2 separate regions of the Homo sapiens genome follow, and region 2 is linked to region 1. The links are chromatin loops, found by intact Hi-C in ENCODE. Cell type or tissue: GM12878. All regions are shown on one strand.

Region 1 (4,000 bases):
CAGCAACCACCCCTGATCAGGTAAGGTGGGGAGGAATGGAGAGAATTGACTCCAAGGTACCACCTCAAATGTAGCTAGGAAGAAAAGAAAGTATGGTGCTATGGTAAGGTAAAAATATCGTATCTCTATTTTTATTTTTTGAGACAGGTTCTCACTCTGTTACCCCAGGCTAGAGTGCAGTGGCACAATCACAGCTCACTGCAAGCTCCACCTCCCAGCCTCAAGCCATCCTCCCACCTCAGCCTCCCAAGTTGCTGGAACTACAGGGGGGCATCACTATGCCTGGATAATGTTTGTATTTTTTGTAGAGATGAGGTTTCACCATGTTCCCCAGGCAAAAATCATCTCTTTTAAGCCAACAGACCCAGATTCAAATCCTGCCCCAGCTACTTGCTAGTTGAACTGGGCAAGTGGATTAACTTCTGTTTTCCATTCCTTTCATGTAACACTTATCTATCACTGCATGCCAGGCACGCTTCTAAGTACTTTACAATTTAATCCCAACAACAAACAATTGAGGTTAGTTCTGATATTATCCCCACTTTACAAATGGAGAAACTGAGGCACCAAGTAGTCCTATACCTCGAAAGTGGCCAAGTTATCATTTGAATCCTGGCAAAATCATTGATTTCGGCGGTCTGGCTCCAAAATCCCATCTCTGAAGCTCTACATTGCCATATTTATAAAAGACTTACTTTTCAGTGAAATATATGTACAGTACCCAGCACAGTGCCTGACATTTTGCAGAAGTTGAATAATTTACCTCCCTTCCCTCACTTCTCCCTATTCTCTCTCCCCACACTGTGGGAGGCTGGAGGCAAGATTCTGCACACACAGAAAGGCAACTACGCCAATCCGCAAAGGCCCAGGGGCTCTAGGGCAAGCTAGAAAACAACCCTCTGTCTTAATCCCCTGACGCCTGGAACAAGAGCTCTAACTCAAACAGAGATGTCCGGCATTTCCAGCCAGAGACTGCCTCTATTTATTACAATCTGCATTCAAGGCACAAGGGCTGCAGACAAGCCTTAGGGAAACTGAAAGGTTTGTGATTTTTGCACTAGCAGCTGTATACATATATGTCTAACACAAACACAACACCCCCCCACCCACGTCTAAAACTTATATTGTTCCTACCAGAGGGAAAAATGATCTACTTTCCAGAACCTTCCATTTCCTAGAAGTTGGCAGAGTTTCTGTATCAGGCTGCGGCTTCTTTAGGACAGCCTGTATATTTCTGGGGAGCTAAAGGATGGAGTCTCTTTTGAAAATTAGTAAGAACAAATTAGGCCCAGTGGCCCAGGGGAGCTGTGTTGTAAAACATGAGAAAACTTTGTTTTCCAACTCTTTGGCAGTATTTTCATAAACTGATGACAATGAAAGGACAGAGATTATTTTTGTACATTGATATTATTCTAAAATATCATGGAGAAAGGTGTGAATGTTATCAGTTAAATGATTTAGTTGGGTAAATAGTGACTGCACAAAATAGAGGATTTATATCACTGGATTTTTCTAAGTACGCAATGAGGACATGTTGCTAATTATAAGAAGTTCACACATGCTACCACATAAGAATGCTTTCTACACAATCTTTCTCTTTCTCCTTAATTAATAAAAAGACCTATGTTACGCTACGGGAACATAAGAAAATTATTATGCGAAAAAAAATCACTATAATCAAGCATTGAAACTATCACTATCACACTGACCCTGAGAATTTGCTAACGTAGTTTAAAAGTAATTAAGAAGGAAAGCTAGCCTTCTACATTTTCAGTCTCGGTCACTGTGGCTACTGGGTTCATCGATGATTGCCAAATCTTGCAAAACTACAGTCCTCTTATCCATGTGGTTTTTAAAACTATAAGCTTCTATTGTGAATAAGCTTGATTTTCTGCTTTAGAAATCCATCAACTGCCAGTCTGTTCTCACGGCATATTGCTAAGAGAGACTCCACAAAGAGCCCAGGTGCATACACCATGAATCAAGTTCTTCATACATTTTAATTACAGTTTATCACAAGTGGGAGAGGTAAGTGAAGAAGGCTTCTTCATAAAATGTTCATTAGAAATGGCAATTTTCCATAGGGGAAACAAAGATGGCATCCTTCAACTTGTTAATCTGAAAAAGTCCCCAGATGTGAATTGTGCCTCTGTAAAAATCATATGCAAACCACATTTAGGCCTGTGGCTCAGCCCAAAACTTTTGAAGAGGGGAGTAAGGGACAAGGAAGGAAACGGAGTGAGCAGTGAAAGAGGAAGATGAAGTTTCTCAGACTTTGTGGACATGTACAAAACAGTTCTTTCTACTTACTATTTAAGCTATTACCCCCTTGCAGGGGGGAGGTTTGTTATCTCCTTAGCCATTTCAAAAGCCTTGGGAGGGAGCAAGCCAGTAAGGGAGTTTTTCTGTGTGTGTCTGTGAGTCAGCAGAAGCCGGAAGCCTTACAAAAAGACTTCAAACAACAAGCTGGAGAGCAGGACAATAGCTTCCACCTCCAGACAGTGAGAAATTGCATTATCCTGAGGGATCACGGCCACCCATGCTCAATGGAGATAAGTAAGAACATTCTCTGCTCTGGCCAATAGGAGATCTGCAGCTACAGCTGCTCACAGAAGCTCTGGGTGGCCTCCATTCCAGCGGCTCCAAAAGGTTTCAAGGCACAAAAACACTGCTGCCGGGTGGTGCTCCCAAGTGCAGGGGGTGGAGGGGAGAGGCTGACGAAGACGAGGGTGGCAAGCTGCATCCCCCCACCAGGTGCTCCAAATCCCCTCTCCCAGCTCAGGGAAATCACAAAGAGGTCTCCAGGCGGATTCCAGCCAGGCGGCTGGTGCAGAGCCTGTGCCTCACCACCACCCACAGCAATGAATGGAAACTGCCCCAGAGACTCCAGAAAGTGGGGAGAAATTCCCTGCTGAGCAGTTCAGTGCTCTAGGAGCAATAGTGTAATTAATGGCACTTACTGAAAGAGCGGGGCATTCCAAATTCAGCCACAAGGAAGAAAGACGCCTTACCACACACCCTACACAGCAGGCACAAAGCCCCTTGTCATGTTCCCTTTAGAGACTCAGGCAAATCTGATCAGGAACTGACATTCGCAGTACAGTTTTACATTTACCAAAAGGCATTAACTGTCCCCTGAGAGAAGAAAAAAATCTTCACATTTGACGGAAAGTTATGTGAAAGTTACAGTATGAGCTCACTTTGAGGATACCATAAGTCACATAGAGGAATTACCTGAGTAAAAACATTTATTTCACTTATTAATAGTATCTGATATCCAGTTTTATAGTACTTCTTATGTTTCCCATTGTCATAGGTTATATATATATGTTTTTAATTTATTTTGAGACAGGGTCTTGTTCTGTTGCCCAGGCTGGAGTGCAGTGGTGAGATCACAGCTCACTGCAGCCTCCAACTCCCAGGCTTAAGCAATCCTCCCACATCAGCCTCCCAAGTAGCTGAGACCACAGGCATGTGCCACCACACCCTGCTAATTTTTTTAATTTTTTTTGTAGAGACAGAGTCTCACTATATTGCCCATGTCGGTTATATTTTTAAATCTTTCCTTGCCTACAGCTAATATCTACATAGTATGTTTGATTGACAAGAAAAAAAAAAAACTAGTTGGAAAGTATCAGATATGCTGCTAATACAGAAATCTCATATTTGCATATAGTCCCCAGACCAAACAACCCCTCTGCAGAACCTAATGTTGTACAGAAACTCTTTTTAAAGAAAGAGTATATATTTTTATTTTCTTTATTTACATATATACATACACACATAAAAAGAGAGACACACTTATGAGTGTGTGTGACCGTGACAAGCAAGAAGGGATTCTAGAAGGATGCAGAAGATGGGAAAGGTAGTACTAGAACTGGAGCACTGCTACCACCTGAATGCTGACAATAACATTTCATGCAAAACCAAAATGGATGGAGGTTTTAAAAATTAAAATTAACTTGTCTGGCAACTAGTGCATTGAAGTGGAGGTTGAAAG
Region 2 (4,000 bases), 330 kb before region 1:
TGGTTAATTCCGTTAAATCATCTTTACTGTCTTATTCTCTTCTAACCAGTCTTTTTATATTGAGATCACCCTAATTCTGCCCAACAAAATTAGATCTTTTAGTAAAGACAACTGAAACATCATCTTGATAAATAAAATAAAATAAAAATATTTTCTATGCTTTACAAAGCCTTATCTTATCTCTTTTATAACACTGACCACATCCACCGTCTATAAGTTATCTGGCTCTCACAAGTCTTACCAACTTAACTAAATGCCTTTAAGGCTCAAACCTGGCACGTCTTCTCTTCTCACTCTATCTTCTCATTTTTGGCTATGGAGTAAGACAATGTTTTAACTTTGAAGCTAGTGCCGATTATTTTCCAAATTGGTAGTAATAATTTGTACATCCATCAATACATATCTTCCAAGGCCCCCATATACATCTGCATCAAACCATCAGAAGCAGAAGGAATACGTATGAGACCCTGTGGGACAGTTCAATGGCCTTTAAATATGCTATTTCCTCTCCCTGAGGGACCCTCTTGCTGCTTTTTACCTGGCTAATTCATACTCATCTTTCAGATCTCAGTAAAAATCACTTCCCAAGGAAGCCTTCCCTGATTCTGACGAGAGTTCAGGTCTCCGTCCCCATCTCATGTGCATGGATGACACCCTGCACTTCTCCCTCTCAACACTTGTCACAATTGTCGTGCAACATTTAACTGTGAAATTTGTTTCACTTCTCTTCATTCTACTGAAATTTTAGTTTCAAAATTATAAAATCCACGTGTATGCATACTCTGTACTGCTATATGTTCTTTGCATACAGAAGGACCTAATTGGATATTTATTCAGTGAGATCGTTTTATTAACGAAGAGAAAAAAGTCTCCATGAAATTTTGGATGCTATGTCATGCATGGAGTTACAATTGCCTAAAACCATTGGGTTTCTTTGTAACCTAAACTCTCATGCCTAATTATGTGGACCTAAGTACAGAACTATAAATGTATTTATTGCTTTTAAACACCATCCTATTAGATTGAGCCCACTCATTGGATTTAAATTATCTCCCACTTTCATATCATCTGATAAGGTGATAATCAAGTCACTGACAAAAGGGCTGATTAGGACAAAACTAGAGACAGGGCTCTGAAACCTGCCACTTGAAACTACTTTTAATTGTAGGATTACAATCTTTACCATGGAAGTTTTACTTCTTAGTTATATTGTCCTGATCATGGCTGCTGTTTTAAGAAGTCTAAAAACCAAATACCCTTACAATGCATATTAAAACCTAATTTCTCTTGTAAGGTCCAAAAAATGTCACTTTATTAATGAATTTTCACCTAATTTCTTTAGACAAAAATACTATCTGCCTTTTTCTCTATGCTTCTCAATTTTGTTCTTTCCATTTTTTTATGAAATAAAAACTGATTGTATTCTATCTTACATTATAGCTTATTGTTTGGGATCTCTTATTAGATTCCCATTACTTGAATTCAATTATTTCAGGGCAACAAGGGCTACACTTTTTGTATTGAAGTTACTATTTTTTTTAGTATCTCCACCATGCCAGGAGCTGTGCCAGGCATTTTATATCCACCATCTCATTTAATTCTTATTTGAGGTATATACCATAATCATTACCATTTCAGTGAAATAATTGTGTTACTTTACAAGAGGTGAAGAAATTGAATCTCAAAGAAGTTGTTTTTATTTATACATCTCACCTGGCTTTGGTCCTTGCTCATAGCATATATTAAATGAGTGATTGTCAAATTGAAACACAGAATTGACACCGATGGCCATTTATATGGAATTTTACTCTCCCAAGGATCATGCTCCCAAAATGATACTAATATCTTGGATTAGATGACTAGACTAAATCTGAACTGCTATTCCAGAAATGAAAGTTCCCTAATGCACTATTAATTTTCTCTGTCAAAGAGAGTATGCATTCTATATTGCTGCAGGCAAATAGGGACTTAACAGATGAGTTATTTGGAAAAACACTGTTTCAGGAAACAAAAGTATGCAAATTATGCCTCTTCTGTACACTTCAAGACACATTTTTAAAGAGGTAAACTTTTTCAAGGTGATGTGCTGACATTCTGAAATAATTTCTTCCCCTAGAGTATGCTGACCACAACACAGGCTTTTAAATAGAAGACCAAATAAGCTAAAATAGTGCTTCATAGCAGTAGTTATTATTCCTACCCAAGATTATTTTTTTCTAAAACTGATCTAGACAAATACATTGTGAGAAAGAGTAGATAATGAGAAATATAAGTGACTCAAATGGGGAAACTGCACAACAAATACATTTCTGCTTGAGAAAGCCACCAGATGCTCTGCTGGGGACTATGTTTTAAATAGAGACCTACACAAGTAAATCATTTCTAATCCAGTTTCCTTTCATAGGTGAGAAAGTTTAGGCCTAGAGAAGTGGAAATAACTGTTCCAAGTCAAAGAGCAGTTAAATTAGAATGCAGCCTGGAACTCAGCCTCTGGCCTGAGCTGCTCCAGCTGCCCCTCTAGTTGCTCCATCTCTGAGTCTCTGTCTCTTGTCTACTTCTTACAAGTTGATATCCACAATTCATGACTTACATATATGACTCCCTAGACATGGCAACCCAGACTTCTGGTGGCAACGTATGCCCTGTTGGCCTGTGCTGTTTATCTCTTGCATGACAATCTCATTTTCCTTGCCAAGATAAAGCCTCCTTCAGGTAGTGGTCCCATTTTACCATCTGTGCTTCCTATATCAGGTTGACCTAATAACTCTTCCCTCCAGGAAGCCCTGACTAGAAAGAATCTTTTAACAGATGCAACAAAACATAAGGAACTTTGGAATCAGAGATCCTGACTGTCAATCCTGCTTCTGTTTGTACTGTCTTCATACCTGTCACAATTTCTTAAGATTCCTGAGCCTCACTTTCTCCATTTTTAAAACAGGAGACATGATGACTACTGGGCATTGTTGTGATGGGGATTCAATGAGATAATGTATCAGTAGTGTTTATCCCATGGAAGATGATCAGCAATTCATAGAGGTTTGCCATTGTTGTCCTTAGGTTTAGGCTAGAAGTTTCCACTAGATTTTCTGAGTTGTCATTGTTCTGTGGATACTATTAGCAGAATATGTCCTTTCCAGAAGACTGGGAAACAATCTATTGGGAATATACTGGTGAGAGGTGACAGCGTGCTGCCAGCCCTCGCAGCTCTCGCTCACTCTCGGCACCACCTCGGCCTCGGCACCCACTCTGGCCGCACCTGAGGAGCCCTTCAGCCAACCGCTGCACTGTGGGAGCCCCTTTCTGGGCTGGCCGAGGCCGCCGGCTCCCTCAGCTTTCAGGGAGGTGTGGAGGGAGAGGCACGGGCGGAAACCAGGGCAGTGCACGGCGCTTGAGGGCCGGCGCGAGTTCCAGGTGGGTGTGGGCTCAGCAGGCAAGCACTCGGAGCAGCCGGTCGGTGGCCCCGCCAGCCCCTGGCAGTGAGGGGCTTAGCACCCAGGCCAGCAGTTGCGGAGGGTGCACCGGGTCCCCCAGCAGTGCCAGCCTGCCAGCACTGCACTCGAATTCTCACAGGGCCTCAGATGCCTCCCGGCGGGGCAGAGCTCAGGACCTGCAGCCCGCCATGCCTAAGCACACCACCCCCCACCACCCCCCACCCCTGCTCCTAGGTGGCCCAAGCCTCCCCCACCAGCCCCACCCCCTGCTCCACGCCCTGGTCCCATCAACCGCCCAAGGGCTGAGGAGTGTGGGCACACTGCATGGGACTGGGAGGCAGCTCCACCTGCGGCCCTGGTGCAGGATCCACTGGGTGAAGCCAACTGGGCTCCTGAGGCTAGTGGGAACTTGGAGAACCTTTATGTCTAGCTAAGGTATTGTAAATACACCAATCAGCACTCTGTATCTAGCTCAAGGTTTGTAAACACACCAATCAGCACCCTGTGTCTAGCTCAGGGTTTGTGGATGCACCAATTTGCACTCTGTATCTAGCTAATCTGGTAGGGAC

The links. A loop is a pair of places that touch in the nucleus more often than their neighbours do. Peaks named below come from ENCODE experiments on the same cell type or tissue, not always from the same donor. Only the 100,000 strongest peaks of a DNase experiment are listed, where the experiment ranks them.
Region 2: a loop joins it to region 1, with 4 times the contacts of the local background. A loop is called at or near these places in 1 of 110 quality-filtered maps.

The regions. Positions count from the first base shown.
Region 1 is chr6:22,024,318-22,028,317 of GRCh38, reverse strand. The region is part of intron 7 of CASC15 (cancer susceptibility 15); the gene reads right to left. Among named protein-coding and RNA genes, the nearest start is that of NBAT1, 120 kb to the left of the region's middle. RefSeq lists enhancers at 481-1,192, 2,208-2,377. In GM12878, no CTCF peak of the experiment used is centred here; DNase peaks (open chromatin) are centred at 2,277 and 3,057; H3K4me3 peaks cover 1,585 bases; H3K27ac peaks cover 3,793 bases.
Region 2 is chr6:22,356,141-22,360,140 of GRCh38, reverse strand. It overlaps a transcript of LOC105374971 not described here. Among named protein-coding and RNA genes, the nearest start is that of PRL, 61 kb to the right of the region's middle. In GM12878, no CTCF peak of the experiment used is centred here; DNase peaks (open chromatin) are centred at 2,030 and 2,330; H3K27ac peaks cover 1,339 bases.